Regions from separate parts of the Homo sapiens genome. Here all the other regions are linked to region 2. The links are chromatin contacts, found by Hi-C or POLR2A ChIA-PET in ENCODE. All regions are on one chromosome and are shown on one strand. Each heading gives the region's core, a stretch centred on a gene start or an enhancer-like site at or near the end of the contact. The rest is flanking DNA. Distances are from core to core; before and after follow the strand shown. Region 1 overlaps LOC107984867 (a long non-coding RNA gene). Region 2 holds the start of CFAP20 (cilia and flagella associated protein 20). Region 3 holds the start of CX3CL1 (C-X3-C motif chemokine ligand 1). Region 4 holds the start of RSPRY1 (ring finger and SPRY domain containing 1). Region 5 holds the start of ARL2BP (ARF like GTPase 2 binding protein). Region 6 holds the start of DOK4 (docking protein 4). Region 7 holds the start of COQ9 (coenzyme Q9).

Region 1 (2,700 bases), core at 24-2,523, 630 kb before region 2:
ATCTTATGCCCTTACCAATTAACACATACCCATGTTAGCATTTCTAAATTTAAAAATGTAAACAGGAGAGTGGATGTGGACCTTTTTTGGTTCAGTAAGTATAAAAGTCTATGTTATAAAGATCTGGATTTTTTTCCCTAAGTAAACAATGTAGAGCAGAGTGAACGGGTTTATCAAGGGCTTGGATAGATGACCTTAAGTGGCTTGGCATTGTGTAAAGTTTCTATAAAGTTAAAAATAAATACGACAGGGCCGGGCACGGTGGCTCATGCCTATAATTCTAGTACTTTGGGAGGCCAAGGCAGGTGGATCAGAGGTCAGGAGTTTGAGATCAGCCTGGCCAACATGGTAAACCCCCACTCTACTAAAAAATACAAAAAAATTAGCCGGGTATTGGGGTGGGCACCTGTAATCCCAACTACTCGAAAAGCTGAGGCAGGAGAATCGCTTGAACCCAGGAGGCAGAGGTTGCAATGAGCTGAGATCTCACCATTGCACTCCAGCCTGGGGGACAAAAGCAAAATCCCATCTCAAAAAAAATAAAAATAAAAATAAACAAATAAACATGACATACATTTTACTCCAGAATACATCTACCTTTGTTCAGTTTATACAATTTTTAAATTGCTTTCTGGTGCAATCACCTAATTCTCTTTGAAAAGCAGAATCTGGCCTGCTGAGAAGCCAGATAAAAGGCTCAGCCCTTGAAGCCATCATTCTGCAGGAAGCATCCTGAGACTTCTACCACGAGATGGCAGCCGCTGCCTAGAGATGCTACAACCAGCCGAGGCCACCTCCGTAACACCTCGCAATAAGCTCACAGAATACTAGAGGGCCCTGAGAACTGTTGGTAGGGGCAGGGGCTGCATCCGAAAACATCTCCTGGTCAGGGGCCGTCCTCCCCATGCAACAACAGGTACACACTCCCGCCCTCATTCACTTCAAGAGTCCTGTTATCTTCCACACAGCTGTGCCTATTATACATACGCACACATACACATGCACATAACCACCCTGCACAAGATGTCCAAGCTGAGAAAACGCTCCTGAACTACCAGATCTCAAGGTTCAGAGGGATCTTGCATCTATCTGTTCCTTACTTCCTATTTTAAACACAGAAGTCACTGGAGATCGAGCACATTCAATAACAGTTTTAGTGGCAGGACTTACCAGACCTCATTGTCAACCGGGGCGCCAGTCAGTGGAGGATGAACTCCACACATCCAGGAACTGGAGGAAACCACAACCCATGAAGAGCTGGTGTTGACAGAGCGCCGCTCACACCAGGCTCTGTGACGTAACTTGATTCCCTTTTTCACTTCAGGAAACTGATTTTCAGCGCAGTAATCACCTCTCCATTGTCATACAATTACCTAGTGGTAGAAAAGAGATTCAAAGCCAAATGTGTCTAATTCCAAACCCCATTCTTTCTCCTGCTCCAGCATTTTCTAAAATACTGGAAAACCAAGAATGTCCAGTTATCTGAGAAGAATTTAGTGTCACTTGCAATTTTTCTTCTTTTTACCAATAATCCAGTCAAATTACACCAAGAATTTTGCCAAGTGCTAAATAGTAATTGTCCTACCAAAGACAAGCCATAGCTGAGTGGAACATCGAATTCTAGTCAACGTGAATTCTCAAAGGTATTGCATAAAATGGCGTTTTCTGTAATCACAATAGTGCCTAAAATGCCTCAACACCACATATACTTTTTAAAAATTATATAAAAATTGCCACATTCTCAAAAAGGTTAATAAATAAACTGTGCACTCTTAGGGGTTTTTTGTTGTTGTTTGGTGGTTTGTTTTTGAGACAGAATCTCGCTTTGTCGCTCAGGCTGAAGTGCAGTGGTGCGATCTCAGCTCACTGCAACCTCCACCTCCAAGGTTCAAGCAATTCTCATGCCTCAGCCTCCCAAGTAGCTGGGATTATAGGAGCCTGCCACCACCACACCCAGCTAACTTTTGTATTTTTAGTAGAGACAGGGTTTCACCATGTTGGTCCGGTTGGTCTCAAACTCCTAACCTCAAGCAATCCACCCACATCAGCCTCCCAAAGTGCTAGTGCTAGGATTACAGGCATGAGCCACCATGCCTGTAAAAAACGCCCGGCCAGGATTCCTTTTTCACATATGCTACTGCTGGCCACAGGCCATTATCATCAACACACCAATATGTGCTTGAGTTGTATTAATAAAAGGATAAAGTTCAAAACAATGGAAGTGATCATCTCACTCTACTTGCCTAGGTCAGACATCTCCTGTGGTGCTAAATTCTTTTTTATATTTTTTTAATTTAATTTTTTTTAAACCAAACAAGCAGCAGCGATGTGGTTCTAAATTCTTATCACGACATTTTAATGTTTTGTTAGCCAGAGAAGAGAGATTAGGAGGGCAGGGGCTACAGACCAGATAGCCCCAGGTCCTCAGCTGTTTCTCATGCCATGGGCTAAAGAAGAGATTATTAAAACACTAACACCTGTATTCAAATAGGCAGGGTTTTGTTTCTTTTTTTCTCCTGGCTCTAATGATCAGATACAGGCCTATGAATAGAAGGTACAGATAGAGTTTATCTCACCATAAGGTAGAGCACTGTCACACCCAACACTGTCTCACAATGAAATAGGTGGCCTGGTGAGGCCATCAATAAATATTTGATGAACTTGACAGCAGCAGGAGGCAGACAAATCCCTAGGCAGACA
Region 2 (2,700 bases), core at 62-2,561:
TCCCAAAGTGCTGGGATTGCAGGCGTGAGCCACCGCGCCCAGCCGTATTAATTTTTATTTTTATTTTTCAGAGACTGTGTTGCCCAGGCTGGAGTGTAGACCAGCCTGAGTTTGAGACCAGCCTGAGCAACACAGTGCAACCCTGTCTCTACAAAAACAAAAAATTAACGCAGGCATGGTGGCCCACGCTTGTAGTCAGCTACTCTGGAGACTGGGTGGAAGGATAGGCTGAGCAGGGGAGGTCGAGGCTGCAGTGAGCCATGATCGCGCCACTGCACTCCAGCCTAGGTGACAGAGCGAGATCCTGTCTCAAAAATAAATAAACAAATAAATAATAAAATAAAAATCAGCTGTTGGTTCAACTCAACTTTCTTAATTTTGTTTATGAATGTCTGCCTTTATCTTAATGTTCAGGATTATTTATTTATTTGAGACCGGGTTTCGCTCTGTCGCCCAGGCTGGAGTGCAGTGGCGTGGTCTCGGCTCACTGCAGTCTCCTCCTCCCGGGCTCAAGGGATCATCCCACCTCAGCCCCCCAAGTAGCTGGGATTACAGGCGCGCGCCACCACGCCCGGCTGATTTTTGTATTTTTTTGTAGAGGAAGGGTCTCGCTTTTTTGCCCAGGCTGGTCTTGAACTCCTGGACTCAAGCGATCCGCCTGCCTCGGCCTCCCAAGGTGCTGGGATTTCGGCCGTGAGCCACCGCGCCCGGCCTAATCATGTTCGGGCTTTCTTATTTTCTAATCAATGTATTTAAGGCGATACATTTTCCTCAGAGTGTCGCTTTGACTGCATGCCACAATGTGAATAATGACAGGCAGGGATGTATATTAGGCGCTTATCACAGTTAGTGCTGAATATTGGTTAGTTCCCTTTAACCTTATCCTGTACTTGGCCGACAAGCATGTGTTGGGCGTCCGCCCGACGCCAAGAAGCTCTTTTTCAAAGCCGCTTTCCCTGCGCAGCCCCTGTTCTCCCGCGCGGGCAACTACTCCCGGCCTGGCCGTCACGCCCCCTCACGTCACTCACCGCCCCGCCACGTTCTCATGACACCACGCAGGTGCCAGCAACGAACTCCAGAACCCTCCGTGCCCTTCCGCTTTTCCAAAGGCATCTCTGGGACGACGGCAAGAAAAATAGTTCCTTGACAACTGAGCTCTTTTCAGGAGGAGGCGGGACCAGGCGGGACTTACAGGCGGAACGAAACGGAAGTCCGTGGTCCTTGTAACGGGATTGGGCCCCGCGCTCCCGGGGGGCGGGCTCAGATGGGCGGAGGGATTCATTTTAAGCAACGGGCGGCCCTCCGCCTCCATTGAAGGCGGGGAAATACCGCGGCGCGGACGGTAGTTGCTGTGGTTTCCGTTCTGAGCTCGCAGCTTAGGAGCTGAAGATCGCGGACTTAGCGTTGCCGCGTCCGAGTCCGGCCATCAGTGGCTGCAGATCCGGAGGCCAGGAGCTCAACCACCCTTCTTCGGAACAGGGCCGGCCTGCTGCTGTGCCCTCGACGCTCGGTGCCTGTATCTACTCCGGGGCCTAGGTCGGCTCCGGGGGCGGCTTAGGAGAAGGCCGCCGGCGAGATGTTCAAAAACACGTTCCAGAGCGGCTTCCTCTCCATCCTCTACAGCATCGGCAGCAAGCCTCTGCAAATCTGGGACAAAAAGGTCGGGCTAGGGGCGGCGACGGGGCGGGGTGGAGGGGCTGCACCCCCTCCTCGTCCGGGGGCTGGGGACGGGGAATGGTTGTGTCGAATTGGGGCCTGGGAGAGGCCGAGAGGACGCTGCTGTGCCTTGTCCCCAGCCTGGCGGGACTGGGGCGCGAGGTGGGGGCGTCGTGTAAGCAGCGGAGGAGGTGGGGGGGGGGCGGTGCATGTGGGTGGGCGTGGCTGAGATCTAAGTGTCCTGCAGCTGTGGTGTGGTTAGGACCGCGACCCTCGCTGCTGTCTTGACTTGGTCGGTCAGTCCATTCTTTTGAGCCACTGTTTCCCCACCAATATAATGGGGTTGATGGTGCCCATCTCGTAGCATGAAATGCACGAACTTATTTGAAGGAGCTTTGGGGATGTAAAGATGAAAGGACCTGCTATTCACGAATTCCAAATATTTACTGATATCCGTTTTTGTGCCAGGCACGGTGCTGGGCACTAGACACAGAGCCTTTGTTCAGGCACCCTTACAGAGGAGCAGACAGAAAGACTCCGGCCAAGCCAGTGATGTTTAAATTGCATTCATTTGCTCCCTTCCTCCCACTGATCCCAAATAAGTCAGAATTCAGTGGCCCTTGGCACCTGCTCCACACTCACTGTGACTTGCCTGTACTATGCCCTCGGTGCCTGATTTCTCCATCAGGAAAACTGCAGAATGCTGACAGTCAAAGTCTTGTTTGGATTAATAAACTCAGAGCCAAGTACAGGCCTCATCTTTATTCAGGCATCCACTAGATGATATGTGTTTGGCCCCACGAGATGATGAATCTGTTTTTTGCAGATGTGAAGAAAGATCTAGCTGTCTATGAATTGGTCTGCATTTTATTACTTTGGTATTTCGTTCTTCATGCAAATTCCCAGGCAATCAGCTGTACTATTTCTTGAATATAAGTTACGGGAGGCACTCCAATGTGAAATTTAAGTCATATTCTTAGTACTGCTCTCTGGGAGAATGGCGAGTGTGGGTATGCCGAATGCTGCTTTTTAGAGAGATGCATG
Region 3 (2,700 bases), core at 1-2,500, 760 kb after region 2:
TCACTGTCCGCAGACACCTCAGGCTTCAGGGCCCCAGCCCAGACAGCAGGAAGCCAGCAGGAATTTGCCTCCACCACTCTCACGTGCCCACCCACCCACACACCTGCTCCCTGCCCCAGGGTGAGTTTGCTCCATGGAAATATCTGGACAGTGGGGACTACTTCTCATTCTCCCAGACTTGCTGTGTGCCCACCTTCTCTGAAGGTCACCCTGCCAGATGGTGGGGGCACTCCCTGAGGAGGGGGCTGGCTAGCGGTTCATGGAGGTGATGTGGCCCACAGAGGTGGTGAGTGTGCATCTGTGCTCTCTCCTGCATTCAGTCCCATGTGTCTTACCTTCTCCTGCCCTACTTGCTGGCTGTGCATTGTCAGGCCAGTTTCTAAACCTCTCTGGGCCTCCATCTTATCCATATCAGGTAGGATGGTTAATTATGTACCCCTACCAGGTCCTGGGCTTCAGTAAGCAAGTGACTAGAGGCAAAAGCATTTTCTACACTGTGCTTGGAGGAGGAAGACAGCATGACGGGTAGACACAGGCAGAGCAACTGGGGCTATAGACTAGCACAGCAGTGGCAAGCCCCAACCATGAGCTGCAGTGACCTTGACCTTCACTGGTCCTGGGCCCCCTAATCCTGGGGGCTTTGAAAACAGGACAGGAGAAAGTCCCAACTGTGGCCTGGCCCAGGGCCAGGGCTGCGGGTTACACATTAACGCTTGATGGAAAGAGCCAGCCACTGTCAGCCAGGGCCTCCCACCCCAGTGCCCAGCAGGAGCTTCTGCAGGCTCTCTCCACCCCCGCCCTCCTGGCACACCCACACCTGGCTCCCTTATGCCACCCACACCACCTCTCTGTGCTTCCAGGCACAGCCACTTTGCTCGCTGGGCCAGGCAGGGCGGTCGCTGGCAACTGGAAATCTGTCCAGCGCTGCATCTGGGGGAAGCGAGGTGCCCAGCCCCCTCTCGCACATCCCTGGGGAAGCGGCTGCCACCGGCCTTGAGCTTTACCCAGGCAGGGTCTGGGGCCCCTGATGTCAGGCTTGAGGGATAGACAAGGGGCTGGGGGCTCCCTACCCTGTTTGTGCCCAAGTCAAGCCCCACTTACCAGCCAGCAGGACAGTCAGATGGCAGAAGGTGGCCAAGCGGAGCAGCCACGACAGAGATATCGGAGCCATGGCTGAGGGTGGGCAAGAGTCCCGGCGGGGGCCAGGCAGGCGGCTAGAGCCAGGCGGCAGAGCTCAGTGCTGTCCCCTTGCCGCCGCCAGAGATCTGTGGCTTTTTATAATGGGGTTGGCTGCCTCCGCCTCCAGCCCCCGCAGGCAGGAGGGTGGGAGGGGAGAGGAAGGGAGCCAGTGTGCAGCCGCTGGATTCCTCAGGATGTTGCCAAGGAACCAAGCCGGCTTTGTGTCCCTGGGCTTCTCACCATCCTAGGCTTGTCATACTGGGACCTTCCCCGGGAGGCTGGACTGGGCCTGCCTGGGTACAAAGGCCTCCTCTCCTGCCACAAGCTGGGAACATGCCCTAGGATCTGGCCTGGGGCCCTTGATCCTAAGTGGGCAACACACAAAAGGCCAGCAGGCCGTGGAATAGAGAGCGGGGCGCCAAGGGGCCGGGAGAGACTCAGGGCCCCTCCATCCTGGGTCTGACAAGCTCTTCTTTGATCCAGAGAATGCCTCGCCCACATCAGGATGGACCCCTAAATTTCCCCTCTTAGAATCCCAAGCTCCTGGGGGACCTTGTTGATCTATGCATCTCCAGAGCCCAGCAGGGAGCCTGAAGTCAGCAGGGGCTTGGTGCAGGGTCTGCTGAAAGAAGGATTGAGTCCAACTTCATATGGATAGATGGGGAAACTGAGGCCCGGAGCCACCCCAGGTTATCCACAGCATCAGAGTGGAGAACTCCCCTCCCACCACCATGATGAGCAGAATGTGGACAGCTCAGGACCCAGGAGAGAGCCCTGGCCTCCCTGCCTCCACCTCCCGGTCTCCCGCTCCCTGCTTTGCACCCACTCCCACCTCTGCTCTGGCCCCTGTTAGCCCAAAGAACAAGGTGGCTGCCAACCCATCCCCGATAACTCTGTGGCTCTTGGCTCCTCAACTCTGTAGCCGTGGCTTGGATAAGGCTTGCCTCTCGTGGGGCCTGAGTTCTCTATCTGCCCAAAGAGAGCATTGGGCTAGTGCAATGGGGAGAGGGCTTCCCAGCACCGGCCCTCCAACAGGCTCTCACCGAAGGGTGCAGAGGCTTGCCAGCCTTGGGAGCACATTAGAACACAGTCTGCCTTCATGGCAGCCTTCCCTAAAGGCAGTGGCAACAATCCCTGAGACTCCAGAAGAGTCAGCAGCTCTGCCTTGGTATAGGACTGAGCTGTACTGGTGTCTCCAGGCTGCCAATCTGAGGGAAACCAGTTGTGGAGCCAGCATCCCACGCTATGAGCCAGTTGGGCTGGGCAGAGGGGCCACAGATCCCAAGGCCAGGGACCTCTCTCTCCTCAACCACCCCCCCCCGCCCCCCCACCCAACCCAATGGGCTGCCTGGTGCATGGGGTTAGGGGTTAGGAGGCTAGATACTTCTTGAAGTAGCGGAACACCCTTGGCAGGAGCCAAGGTCCACTCATGCTCAGAGAATCTGTCCTGGCCTGTGCACATGGGAAGCTAGTAGCCTTCTCATTCCCAATGTCCAATCCCTCTTTTTATAACTGGTGAAA
Region 4 (2,700 bases), core at 200-2,699, 940 kb after region 2:
ATATGACCTAAGAAGCTGTGAACCTTGAAGCTTTCAGTACAATATGGCTCCCAGCACTCCGCAGGTGACAGACAACGACTGTATTAATCCCACCCCTTACCTCTACATACTACTTTACATTTTAGAAAGTGCCTTCACTTTTATTCCTCAACAGCAACCCGTTTGGTGGTAGAATCACACTAACTTACGTTCACGCAGCTTGTAATTTGTACTTTCACATACTGCGCTGGTTATTTTACAGTAGAGACTTAAGGAGGTTAAGTCACTCCACTAAGCAAGAACAGATGGTAGGTAAAGGGCCTGGAAAACTGCGGGATTCTACTCAGTCGATAACAGACACTTCTAACCCTTCAAAGTTCAAAGTACAACACTCCAGGGGGAGCAACCTCTCTCAGAGAACTATACAAGACAGGACCTCGGAGTCTCAGCCGACCGCCTCGGTCTCAGTCGGTTTCCCTCCCCAAAGACGGGGAAAGTGAGGCAGCAGGAGAGACAAATGCCTAATTTGGACTCACGCAAGGGGTGTTGGTGGGATAGACTCTCCCCACCCCACTCGGGCAATAAGCCCGGAAGCAGTTGGATCCTGTGTCTGGGACACCTGGTCGATCTACAGAGAGAGGGAATAATTCCCGTTTCCCTTTCACTACTCCCCACTCTGGCTTTCCTGTGGATGGAGGTGTCTTCTTCCCATCACCGCCCAGAAATCCCCTCTCCCCAAGGTCCTTACCCAATTTTCAGCTCCGGCTTCCGTAGTAGGACATTCCGCTAGTTCTAGCTCCTGCTTCCTAGCCCCATTCTCTCTCTATCCCAAGGCGTTTCTAAATCTCCCCGGGGAGGTATGCCTCATCCGTGCCACCTAGACCGTAAACTCCACAAAAAGAACCCTCCTAAAGCGTCCCTTCATCTACCCTTTCTATCCCGGGCACCCCTGAGTAGGTCAGGACCCCATCGGTACCAGGAGCCACCCCAGGAGATAGATAGCTGCCTCTCACCTGGGCCCTGTTAGCCGCAGCCTCCTCAGAAGGGCGACCCCCAAGAACCTCTTCTGGTGAGGACCCCCGAAAGAGGGAACACCCTCTTCTAGGAACCTCTTCAGATCCCTCAAGCGCGGGCCTCGGTGGAAAACCTCTCGGCTGTTTCTCAGGTTCTGACCAACGCCACCTCTCTCCCGGGCCCTTTCCAGAGCCTACCCCGGCCCCAGTCCGGTCCGCCCGCCCCAGGCTCGAGCGGCTGTTCCCCTCCCTCACAGACGTCCCCAACCCTCAGACTCCCTCCCGTTCCGCGTGCCCAGGGCTCAGAGCAGCGCGGTCGGGCTGTGGCACTGACTTTCTCTACCTCCCGGGCCCACCGGAGGGAGGGGGCGGCGGCGGCGGCGCGACTCCTTTGTGACAGGTCCGAGAGAACGGCAAAGATGGACGCGAGGCCACGGCGCTGCCATTACGCGCAGAGCCCACCCCCGCTTCGTACCGCCCCAGCCCTCCCTCAGTCCCCTAGGAAACGCCCCTTCCTCGGTGGCAAGCCCTCTCCTTGACAGCCAATCACCTTTCAAAAATCGTGTCACGTGATCAGCGGGACCGGCCCGCCCTCCAGGCGCAGACTGGCCAGTCCTCATCCTGAGGCGTGAATGGCCCAATCAAGTCTCTCCGGCTCGTTTTCAGGGTACCGGATTTCCATCGGGCTCCCGGGGAGGAAGAGCTCCGCGGATTGGGTTACGTCGCCGGAAGTGGGGCGGGACTCTATTGTGGCGGTGAGGAACAGGAAGCCCTGAAGGGTCAAAAGAAATACAAAAGCAAAGGCTATTTTCTTTTTTTTTTTCTTTCTTTCATTCATTCCTTCCTCTGTTTCTTTCTTTCTTCCTTTCATTTTTTTTTCTTTTTTAAGAGCGAGCGGCTCTGCGGTGGCGGTTTGGGGTGGGCGCCGCCGAGGTGAGGTCGTCTCGCCTCCCGCGCGCCGGTAGGTGAGTGCGGCCTCGGTCCTGGCCTGGCGGCGACACCTGGGTTCCAGCTTCCTTACGGAAGAGATGAGCTGCGGCTGCTGTTAGGGTTAGGGCCAGGCCTGTTCTCAGTCCGCGCACCCGCTCCTTGTCCGGAGTAGCCGAAGCCTGGGGCTTGCGGGCCCAGCCTGAGGGGAGCTGAGGGTGCCCGCGGGAAGGCATCTGGGTCGCGGCGAGGACCCTTTCAGGCGGGCCCAACACTGCCGGGCGTTTAATGGGGTTTCCCCAATTTTCTGCTAGGTAGGGCCACCCAGGTTTCAAGTGAGTAGCAGGCTCCGTTCCAGAGGTCTTGGAACAGGTCCAGGTTACTCACTCGGATGTGCGGCGTCTGGTTGGAAATGGTTGAATCCCAGAATGGCAGTGCAGGATGGGAAGCACATTTATTGTGTGCCATGTACCAGTTGCTGTGCCAAGCGAATTTTCTATTACGGAAAACAAGCCAGCTGGCCCGTTTTGCAGAAAACTTAAGAAACAAAGAGAGTTGAAGCGTCATGCTTGAGAGTTGGTGGTCCTTGTGACTGTCAGTCCACACAGAGGAAAGGGGGAGACCTGTTTGTTCGTAGTCGTGGTTCTTTAATGTTAGTGGAAAACAAGATCTCCTGGGGCCCTTTTAAAATGCAGTTTCTCAGACTCCCGCACGCTCGGGTAGCCCGACTGGTTAGTTCAGGAGTGGGACCCAAGAAGCCAGATGCGAGCCTGGTGATCGG
Region 5 (2,700 bases), core at 182-2,681, 880 kb after region 2:
TGGGACTACAGGCGCCCGCTACCACGCCCGGCTAATTTTTTTTGTATTTTTAGTAGAGACAGGGTTTCACCGTGTTAGCCAGGATGGTCTTGATCTCCTGACCTCGTGATCCGCCCACCTCGGCCTCCCAAAGTGCTGGGATTACAGGCGTTAGCCACCGCACCTGGCCTGGTTTTATGTGTTTTATGGCATGAAAATGTTAAAACTCAAAACTATCTAAAATTGAAATTGCTCTTACCCTACATAAGAAATAGAGTAGATCATTATTTCCTATAGTTTTGCGAAGAACGCCACACTGCTGGTGCCCTATTAGCCTGAGTCAGTCCCTTCCAGCCTCTGAATCTATGCTTATTAGATGTTTTCAGGAGTACTGGGCTGTTTGTTTCTAAGACAAACTGCAGTAAGCCTTTACTTAAGTATTACATTGTGCTACATTAAAAATTGCAGGCAGCTTGATGTTTTCTCTTTTTAAAATTAACTCTCCAAATTGATTTCAATGTCCTTAAAGAAACAAGCAAGTCCTTAAAAACAGTATCTTAAAAGCTTACCCATGATAATGTCCTCTAAATATCCAACCACAGCATCAAATTCTGCATCAGAGGCGGAGGAGCTGAAAAACATGCCTGGATTAGGTGCTATTTCAAATAATGCATTAAAAAAATGTTTTTAGTATGGACGTTTTCAAACATGCACAAGAGAAAAAAGAGTAGCAAAACGAACTTCCCATCACCCATCTTCAACGATTAAGAATGACTGACTGATCTAGTAAGTCCAAACAGAAGAAAACACACTCGGCACGTTTGTGACATGAACGTTCAATGTCATGACTCCACTTTAATAAAAACTTGTTCTCCAGGCTCTTAGCTATCACCCCATACCTGTCTGCTTGTGAGCATGAACCCGGCACGGGCGAAACACCTGCCGGGGGGGGTCATTTGGTCAGGAGTCCGGGAGGCGGGGGCCAGGGAGGGGTGGAGGGGCCTCGGGCGCTCAACCCCTCCAGGCTTTGCTGACAGCTGAGGGTTGGCGGCTGGGGATTGTGATGGAGGCGCTGATCAACGGTGACACCCGCCTCGCACTCCTGTCCTGCGGGGCCTGAAACCTGCAGCCTTAGTACTCTACAAAAGGAAGGCCTGGAGCTGGGACGGCGCCTTGGCGGCCCCCACCCTGCCCGGCCCGGCCCGGCCCGGCCCCTAAGGACACCTGTTTTATAGGGTCAGGCCCCGGGGCGAACGCCCGCTGCCTCCGGCCCCAAGTCGCCTGCGCCCTGGAGGAGCTACTCACAAAGACAGCGCAAAGCTCTCTCCTTCTAAGGCGTCCATCGCAGTCGCCCCGAGTAGGCTCCAACCCCGCCCGCGGCCCAACTCGCATGCAGGGCGCGGCCGCCCGGCGGGGTTAAGGCCTCTCAGCCAAGGCCGCGGCCAGCTCACTGCCAGGTCGGGTCAGCGCCTGCGCGCCAGGTCCGGCCTTGGATACCCTCTGCCGCCACGCGTCGGTCCGGCCTCTACGCCCGCCTGGCCCTCTGCGCGCGCCGCCGACGCCGCAGGTCCGGGCCTCGGTGACTGCCGGAGGGGCGCGGCGCCCCGCCTCCTGTCACCATGGCCACCGCAACCCCTTCCACCGCCTCACGGCCGGCCGGCATCCAATCACAGGCGAGCGTTACCGATGCCGGGGCGGGGCAAGACAGGGAGAGGAAGTCCCGGAAGGGAGTGCGGAGGGATGCGGCGCTTCGGCGAGCACCCGTTGTGTGGGAACTCCGTCTCAAGTCGCCCCCATTGTACGGATGAAGGAATCGAAGCCACGAGCCAGAATTTCCTCACTCGCAACTCGAGAATAAATTGCGCCTCCCTGAGTGTGGAGGATTAAATAAGTAGTTTAAGGCGTGTTTAAAGAGCGCTTGTAAGTTGCCAAGTCGCTGGAGAGCCAGTCCCTTATCCCTTGAACCAGGTGATGCTGACGTCTGATTTCAAGACAGTTCCTACCCCTCGTGGAAGGAAAGCCCCATCGCAAGAAGTCGATGTCCTGTAATTTACGTTATAATCTTCGCATCATAAAGATTACTCGGCAGTAATTGGTTTCTTGACTAATTATACAAGATGAGAATTGAAGAACTATTTTGAGCCACGCAATCAGGAATCAGATACCTTTCAGGAAAAGGCCTCTTCAAAACTGCCAAACTTTGAAAAAGGATTCGTTTGAGCTGATTTCTCTTGATTGGACAACTAAGCATTGTGTCTCTTTAGTTGCATGATACCTTATGGCCAAAGTGTGGTATATGACTAGAGGAACTAGAGGGGTTTAAGGTATGAACTGAGGGTCAGGTGGCCAGTCAGAATGGGTTAGCAGACATTTTTTATTTTTTTGAGACGGAGTCTTGCTCTGTCGCCCAGGCTGGAGGGCAGTGGCACGATCTCGGCTGGCTACAACTTCCGCCTCCCAGGTTCAAGCGATTCTCGTGCCTCAGCCTCCCGAGTAGCTAGGATTACAAGTACGTGCCACTATGCCCGGCTATTTTTGAATTTTTAGTAGAGACAGGGTTTCACCATGTTGGCCAGGCTGGTCTCGAACTCCTGACCTCAGATGATCCACCTACCTTGGCCTCCAAAAGGGCTAGGATTACAGGTGTGAGCCACCACAACCGGCCTAGCAGACATCTTTGAATGGACTTAAAATAGATATCCGTGGGATCTGAAACAAAGA
Region 6 (2,700 bases), core at 1-2,500, 640 kb after region 2:
CTTGGCCATGGGCCTGGGGCTGGTTAGCTCAGGCTGATCACAGACACCACAATGACCATCAGGGAAATTTTCAGACATCCAGAGGCAGCCTCCTTTTAAGCTCCCTGGGCAAGGCTGAGGCCCAGGCGTCTCCGGGGCAGGGGCATGCATTCCATGGGTGGGTGTTGGGATCCTTGGTCCCTCACTGCTTTAGGCCTATTCCTCTGAGACACCTGGACAGTAGCTGGATGTGGAGGTATTTTCATTTCTCAGGATTTTGGCTGTTCAGGTGGCCTATTGTTTTGTTTTGTATATATGGTCTAAAGCAGTGGTTCTCACACATTCGTGTGCATCAGAATCACCTGGCCTGTTAAAACACACATTTCTGCTGGAAACCCCCAAAAATTCTGATTTCATAGGTCTGAGTAGGGCAGGGAATTTGCATTTCTAACAAGTTTCAAGGTGATGGGAAGCTTCTGGTCCAGGGACTACACTTTGAGAAGCCCTGGTGTAAAAAGGTACAGACGTGAAAACCAGAGGGGGGACAGCTCCTCCCCAGAGGAGGCACTGGGCAACTTCTCTTGTCCCTGCCTGGCACAGCTGAGGCCTGTGACTGGGGATTCCGACAGATCAGTGAGTCAACCACTGCACAGGCCCGAAGGGCAGAGGTGAGGGGGTTGGGGGCTGGGTGGGGGCAGCAATGAAGGGGAATGAAGTTTGAGCTTGAGGGCAAAGTCTCAGGGGGACCTAGAATGGGAGAACTGGATGTTTTGAGGGTGGAGAGGAGACCAGGGAAGACAGAGGTGCTGGTGCGGCTACTTGAGGAGGGGTAGCAGAGGAGGTCACTGTGGGGCTGGGAGAGCTGGGCTGTGAGGGCCCAGAGAGTCATGATGGGGTTAGGGGAGCAATGGGTGTGTATGTGATTCCTGAAGAAGTGAAGGAATTGAGATATGGGGGCTGGGAGCTGATGTGGCGTATGGGTGTGTATGTGATTCCTGAAGAAGTGAAGGGGTTGAGATGTGGGGGCTGGGAGCTGATGTGGAGTTCAGCTTTCAGGGGCTGAGAGGCCATGTGGGCTTTGGGGCCCAGGGAGGGGCGGTGGGAATGAGCTGGGGGTACCGGGGGCGACCTGAAGCGGGTGCGGGGGTGCCAGGGCGCCAGGGCAGAATCGCGCGTCCCGCGGCTCGGAGGAATACGGCGGGGGCCGGCCGCCAGGGCGGGGCAGGGGGCGGGGCGCAGCGGCGAGACCTGGCGGAGGGGGGAGCGGAGCGGAGTCCCAGCCGGAGCCCCAGCCGGAGCCCGATCCCTAGCCCTGCGGCCGCGCCTCCCTCGCCGTCCCCGCCTGGAGCCCGGCGCCGCCGCCGCCCTGCCGCCCCCGCCAGCCGCGCCGTGACGCGGGCATGAGCCTGCTCCGCGGCGCCGCTGAGCAGGCGCTCCTGGCCCGGGCCTCGGCGCCCAGGTAAATTGGGGGGCGTGAGGCAGGGAGGGGGACATAGGCCGCCCAGAGCCTGCAAGAGTCTCGGCGACTCCCACCCCTGAGGACCCTCAGTCACTTCCTGAACCTGAGGACGCTCCGTCCCATGGGACCTTCCTACTCTCGGGTGGGGAGCTTAGAGACCCGCCCCCCAAAAGCCAGTGCCTGGGCCCTGAAACTCCCTGCGCTCTCTCCACCCGCAGCTTTCCTCTCCGGGGGAGCCCAGGTCGCGAGCTGACCTCACCCGCACCCACACAAACCTCATCCGAGCAACCCAGGCCCTGCGCTCCCGGGCCTGCCCCCCCGGAAGGGGCATAACCCAGCCCCTGGCAGCTCCCAACCTTCTCTCTGCCTTCCTGCTCCTCCCCGGGGCCTCCTGTTCGCTCACCTCCTCCAAATTCCAAGAGATGATTTTCTGTACCCCAGCTGGCCCCCACTGCCGACCCCCTCCTGCCTATGGGGTTTCTCCCCACAGCCCAAACTCATGGCCAGCTGCCTCCTGTCCTTGAACCTTTCTCCATTGGCCCCCAAGGTCCTGTCCACCTTCTCCCCCAGGGCCCGCAAGGCCCTAGATCCAGTTACATGCTTTCTATTACTGAAAAGGGGCATGAGCCGAGGCTGGGCACCTGGGTGATGTGGCAGAGCAGGGGCTCTGTGCAGCCTGCCTGCCCCAAGCCATGGGGACACGTCAGTTGCTGGGGCGCTTCCGCTTGGATGGAGGGTGTGGGTTGGAGGGGTCTGATGGCCAGGGCAGCGAGGGGCCTGGCAGTATCTCTAGGAGACTCCACTTGGGCAGTGTGAGGTGGGCTTGCTTAGGGCAGGTTCTTTCCTGGACCCTTTCAGAGGGATGTGGCGCTGGTACAGGCTCTTCCTGCCCCCACCCCCAACTCTGATCCCAGGAGCTGTGCCTCCTCTCCCCAGTTGCTTGCCTTGCTGTGCTGGTACTGGTTACTCCCAGCACTTCCCTCCTGGGCAGGGCAGCAGGGCTGGGCATGACCTCACCCCACAACCCTGGCCAAGGTGGGGCCGCCCAACTAGGCCTGGCCTCGATGTCAGCAGCATGCTCTTCCCTGAGGCAGCTCTGAACCAAACTGCGGGTCTTGGGCACAGCTGGTTCTCCAGTAACAACAGCCTGCTGGCCATGCCAGTCAGCGCTGAGACCCAGGAGCTGGGAGCCCACTGTGGCTCACGCACCTCTGGAAGCTGAGCCAGGTCCAGCCAGATGGAGGCTGGTGGTGGTGGAAGAA
Region 7 (2,700 bases), core at 199-2,698, 680 kb after region 2:
GCAGAATAGTATTCCATAAAAAAAATACTATTCTGTTGCTAGACAACTGGACTGTTTCTGTGTTTGGCTACTATGAATAAAATTGCTATGAATATACTTGTACTAACTTTTTTGTAGACACATACCTTCATTTCTCTTGGTGGATTTGCGGGGTCATAGACATTACTTTTACTACACATCTTTAGTTTGGAATTTTGTATAAATACAACAAAAGGGGGCTAGGCGGTGGCTCATACCTGTAATCCCAACACTTTGGGAGGCTGAGGCAGGCAGATAACTTGAGGTCAGGAGTTTTGGACTAGCCTGGCCAACATGGTGAAACCCCGTCTACTAAAAATAAAAAATTAGCTGGGCATGGTGGCACAACCCCAGCTACTAGGAAGGCTGAGGCAGGAGAATCACTTGAACCCAGGAGGTAGAGGCTGCAGTGAGCCGAGATTGTACCACTGCACTCCAGCCTGGGTGACAGAGTGAGACTCTGTCTCAACAACAAAATTAAGCCAAGTAGGGTGGCACGCACTTGTAGTCCCAGCTCCTTGGGAGGCTGAGGAGCCAGACCCTGTCTCAGAAAAAAAAAAAAAAGAAAAAAAAGAAACAGAATAGTATGTGCCAAAATATCAATATTTTAATACATGTACTGAAAGATACGGCACAAATATCCGCAAAACTTTGAAAAGGAAGGAGCAGATGCAAAGTATGACTGTAGTACCACTGAGGGTCATGAGAAGATTTTAGGTGAAATACAGGTGAACGTTTCATCAGTTATGTATGTATGCTAAAGTGTTAATGCATACGTTCTAATTAAGGAAGGCGATATTAGTTTTCCATTTATGACAATGATATAAAGTTTCCTCTTTAAGAACTCCTATTTAAAAATAAAAATACTGAGTACATAGTGGCAAAGGTGGTAAGAGAGTATCACAGAATTCGTGAAGTGGTGAGGAAACGGCTGGCTTTCGGGAAACAATGGACTAGGCTCTCTGTGGCCGTGTCCACCTGTCCTTCCAGTGGACTTGGCAATGGACTTGAGAATGGGTCTGCGACTGCCAGTTCTGTAACCAACAGGCTCAGGCTGCGTGACTTTCGTACCCCGAGCCCTCTCTGAGGCTCTGCCAACTCCATGAAATGGGGGTGACAGGCCCTGCCCCGCTGCATCTGCCCCTCACAGACAGCGGAGCAGGGCCGAAGCTAGCCAGGCGGCTCGCCCGAGCCCGCGCCGATGCCCTTCACCTCACCTTGCTCGTGGGCCGCCCCAACGGCCTCTTCCCCCCACCGTCGAACCCAGCTGAAGCCGGCCTCGCGCCCCCTCCGCGCTCCCCGCCTCTCCCCGGCTTGGCAGCCCCCTCACCGGGCAGGCATCGCAGCTGCAGGAGCCTCCAGCCCGCCCGGCCAAGCGCACCAGATACCGCCGCCGCCGCCATTTTGGAAGCGGGCACGTCGCCCACGGCGACGCGACCGGTAGCTACGGGACCACGGCCCTAAGGAGGGCGGAAGTCGTCGCTCCGTGGAGCCTCCTCCTCTCGCGAGAGGCGCAAGGCGTGGAGTCGACGGCTGGAGAGAAGCCGGGAGCGAGCCCAGGCGGCAGGTGAGAGTGGTGGGGGCCAGCTGAGCGCCAGAGCTCCCTCAACTGTCCCCTCCCGGCCCACCCTCGTTCCCACATCCTCTCATTTTCTCTTCCCACCCCGTTCCTCGATGGGAACGCAGCCACGGCCGCCCCGCTGAAAGCCCCGGCTGGTTTATTCCTGAGAAGTCGGTGTGAGGGGCCAGGGCCGGCCCTAACCTCCCTGGGGTCCTGACTGGGAATTTCTGCCGTTCCCCGGCTGCCTCGTCCCTTGCGCAGCCGGCCCTACTCTGAGGCCCCGGGGACACCACGCTGAGGAGAAACGGCTCCGAGCTTGGGATCGGGGAGACCTGGTTCTGAGACCCGGTCCTACCAGTAGCCAATCGTTGTGACCTTGGGCCTCAGTCCCCGTGACGTTTTGGTCCCTGGGGGTTCCTGGCAGCAAAGCACGAAAGCCTTGGAGTCGGGGGGTACCTGAGCTCACGATTGTAATTTCGAACCTGCAACTTGTCCGAACCCCCAGCGTGTTGAGTTGATATAATTAAGTATCCAGATCGGAAGGATGCTTGTTACTAGAACAGACAGCTAGGCCTTTGTCCAGAAGGATTGATTGAGTGGGTCTGGGTGTGGTCCAGGAATCTCATTTTAACCACTCCCTCGGGTGATTTGTAGGATCTGCAAGTTCGGGAAAGGCTGGTGCCCTTCATTCTGACATTACTGAGTGCCAAGCTCTGGATGGCTCAAGGAGGTCACGGTCTAGCCACTAACAGAGCACTTCACGGGGGTGTCATCAGAGAAGGCTTAGTAGGAAGAAGTAAACGGTTTTTGGGCTAAGAGTAACTGACGACAAGAGCATGTGATTCTGTCGATTTTGTGTTTGCAGTCAGACCCCATCATTGTGTCTGTTAAAGTTGTGCTTTGCACACCCCTTGTCAAATCTAGTCTTTTCAGAATATCCGGCTCCCCCCTGCACGGGTGCGGGGAAGACCTCCTAAGCCAAAACTTACCCCAAAGGTTAAAATTTTAGATCCATATTTCTGGTTTTAGGTAAAACACTCCTCTCCATAAGGATTTGTTTCTGAGTTCTATCCATCCATCTTTGAATGAGCCTTTCCTGTGGAAACTAACATTTGGGTATC

The links. Hi-C counts contacts between places; a loop is a spot of excess contacts on that map. ChIA-PET counts read pairs that join two places held with the same protein, here RNA polymerase II (POLR2A). Pooled maps may share reads with other maps.
Region 1: a map of CD4-positive, alpha-beta T cell shows a loop between it and region 2 (5-fold over the local background). The contact joins the enhancer-like site here to the promoter of CFAP20 in region 2. A Hi-C loop is called at or near these places in 1 of 168 maps with a recorded cell type or tissue (CD4-positive, alpha-beta T cell) and 6 of 50 pooled maps. POLR2A ChIA-PET finds 5 or more read pairs at or near these places in 1 of 52 experiments (WTC11).
Region 3: a loop to region 2 is called in a map with no recorded cell type, with 3 times the contacts of the local background. The contact joins the promoter of CX3CL1 here to the promoter of CFAP20 in region 2. A Hi-C loop is called at or near these places in 1 of 37 single-sample maps with no recorded cell type. POLR2A ChIA-PET finds 5 or more read pairs at or near these places in 1 of 52 experiments (activated CD4-positive, alpha-beta T cell).
Region 4: a map of CD4-positive, alpha-beta T cell shows a loop between it and region 2 (9-fold over the local background). The contact joins the promoter of RSPRY1 here to the promoter of CFAP20 in region 2. A Hi-C loop is called at or near these places in 1 of 168 maps with a recorded cell type or tissue (CD4-positive, alpha-beta T cell), 1 of 37 single-sample maps with no recorded cell type and 11 of 50 pooled maps. POLR2A ChIA-PET finds 5 or more read pairs at or near these places in 1 of 52 experiments (activated T-cell).
Region 5: a loop to region 2 is called in a map of naive thymus-derived CD4-positive, alpha-beta T cell, with 17 times the contacts of the local background. The contact joins the promoter of ARL2BP here to the promoter of CFAP20 in region 2. A Hi-C loop is called at or near these places in 2 of 168 maps with a recorded cell type or tissue (CD4-positive, alpha-beta memory T cell and naive thymus-derived CD4-positive, alpha-beta T cell), 1 of 37 single-sample maps with no recorded cell type and 14 of 50 pooled maps.
Region 6: a loop to region 2 is called in a pooled map, with 9 times the contacts of the local background. The contact joins the promoter of DOK4 here to the promoter of CFAP20 in region 2. A Hi-C loop is called at or near these places in 1 of 168 maps with a recorded cell type or tissue (CD4-positive, alpha-beta T cell), 2 of 37 single-sample maps with no recorded cell type and 9 of 50 pooled maps. POLR2A ChIA-PET finds 5 or more read pairs at or near these places in 2 of 52 experiments (B cell and naive thymus-derived CD8-positive, alpha-beta T cell).
Region 7: a map of B cell shows a loop between it and region 2 (25-fold over the local background). The contact joins the promoter of COQ9 here to the promoter of CFAP20 in region 2. A Hi-C loop is called at or near these places in 4 of 168 maps with a recorded cell type or tissue (B cell, CD8-positive, alpha-beta T cell, GM12878 and 1 more) and 11 of 50 pooled maps. POLR2A ChIA-PET finds 5 or more read pairs at or near these places in 2 of 52 experiments (activated CD4-positive, alpha-beta T cell and naive thymus-derived CD8-positive, alpha-beta T cell).

What each region holds. Positions count from the first base shown.
Region 1 is chr16:58,754,649-58,757,348 of GRCh38, reverse strand. It overlaps LOC107984867 (a long non-coding RNA gene), which reads right to left. Exons shown (of 3, transcript XR_001752227.2): 2 at 1,171-1,373. Among named protein-coding and RNA genes, the nearest start is that of GOT2, 22 kb to the right of the region's middle. RefSeq lists a silencer at 650-944. Within about 2 kb of position 1,273, at least 2 of the 41 ENCODE cell types and tissues checked have a DNase peak (open chromatin) inside an H3K27ac peak, as active enhancers do.
Region 2 is chr16:58,127,992-58,130,691 of GRCh38, reverse strand. It overlaps CFAP20 (cilia and flagella associated protein 20), which reads left to right and starts at 1,311. Exons shown (of 6, transcript NM_013242.3): 1 at 1,311-1,660. The coding sequence starts at 1,577. LOC101927556 (a long non-coding RNA gene) reads right to left here and starts at 1,808. Exons shown (of 4, transcript NR_188516.1): 1 at 1,029-1,808. RefSeq lists silencers at 287-524, 1,647-1,786 and enhancers at 205-1,125, 1,417-1,586, 1,126-2,047.
Region 3 is chr16:57,371,040-57,373,739 of GRCh38, reverse strand. It overlaps CX3CL1 (C-X3-C motif chemokine ligand 1), which reads right to left and starts at 1,250. Exons shown (of 3, transcript NM_002996.6): 1 at 1,102-1,250. The coding sequence starts at 1,171.
Region 4 is chr16:57,185,078-57,187,777 of GRCh38, reverse strand. It overlaps RSPRY1 (ring finger and SPRY domain containing 1), which reads right to left and starts at 1,449. Exons shown (of 15, transcript NM_133368.3): 1 at 1,327-1,449. It overlaps PSME3IP1 (proteasome activator subunit 3 interacting protein 1), which reads left to right and starts at 1,739. Exons shown (of 7, transcript NM_024946.4): 1 at 1,739-1,957. RefSeq lists enhancers at 109-753, 2,065-2,114 and a silencer at 1,155-1,364.
Region 5 is chr16:57,243,990-57,246,689 of GRCh38, reverse strand. It overlaps ARL2BP (ARF like GTPase 2 binding protein), which reads right to left and starts at 1,431. Exons shown (of 6, transcript NM_012106.4): 1 at 1,285-1,431; 2 at 549-610. The coding sequence starts at 1,322. It overlaps LOC124903697 (a long non-coding RNA gene), which reads left to right. Exons shown (of 2, transcript XR_007065082.1): 2 at 1-875. RefSeq lists silencers at 1,033-1,242, 1,333-1,712.
Region 6 is chr16:57,485,043-57,487,742 of GRCh38, reverse strand. It overlaps DOK4 (docking protein 4), which reads left to right and starts at 1,250. Exons shown (of 9, transcript NM_018110.5): 1 at 1,250-1,438. RefSeq lists a silencer at 1,070-1,369 and an enhancer at 1,201-1,997.
Region 7 is chr16:57,446,227-57,448,926 of GRCh38, reverse strand. COQ9 (coenzyme Q9) reads right to left here and starts at 1,448. Exons shown (of 9, transcript NM_020312.4): 1 at 1,349-1,448. The coding sequence starts at 1,421. It overlaps CIAPIN1 (cytokine induced apoptosis inhibitor 1), which reads left to right and starts at 1,542. Exons shown (of 9, transcript NM_020313.4): 1 at 1,542-1,585. RefSeq lists an enhancer at 1,336-1,630.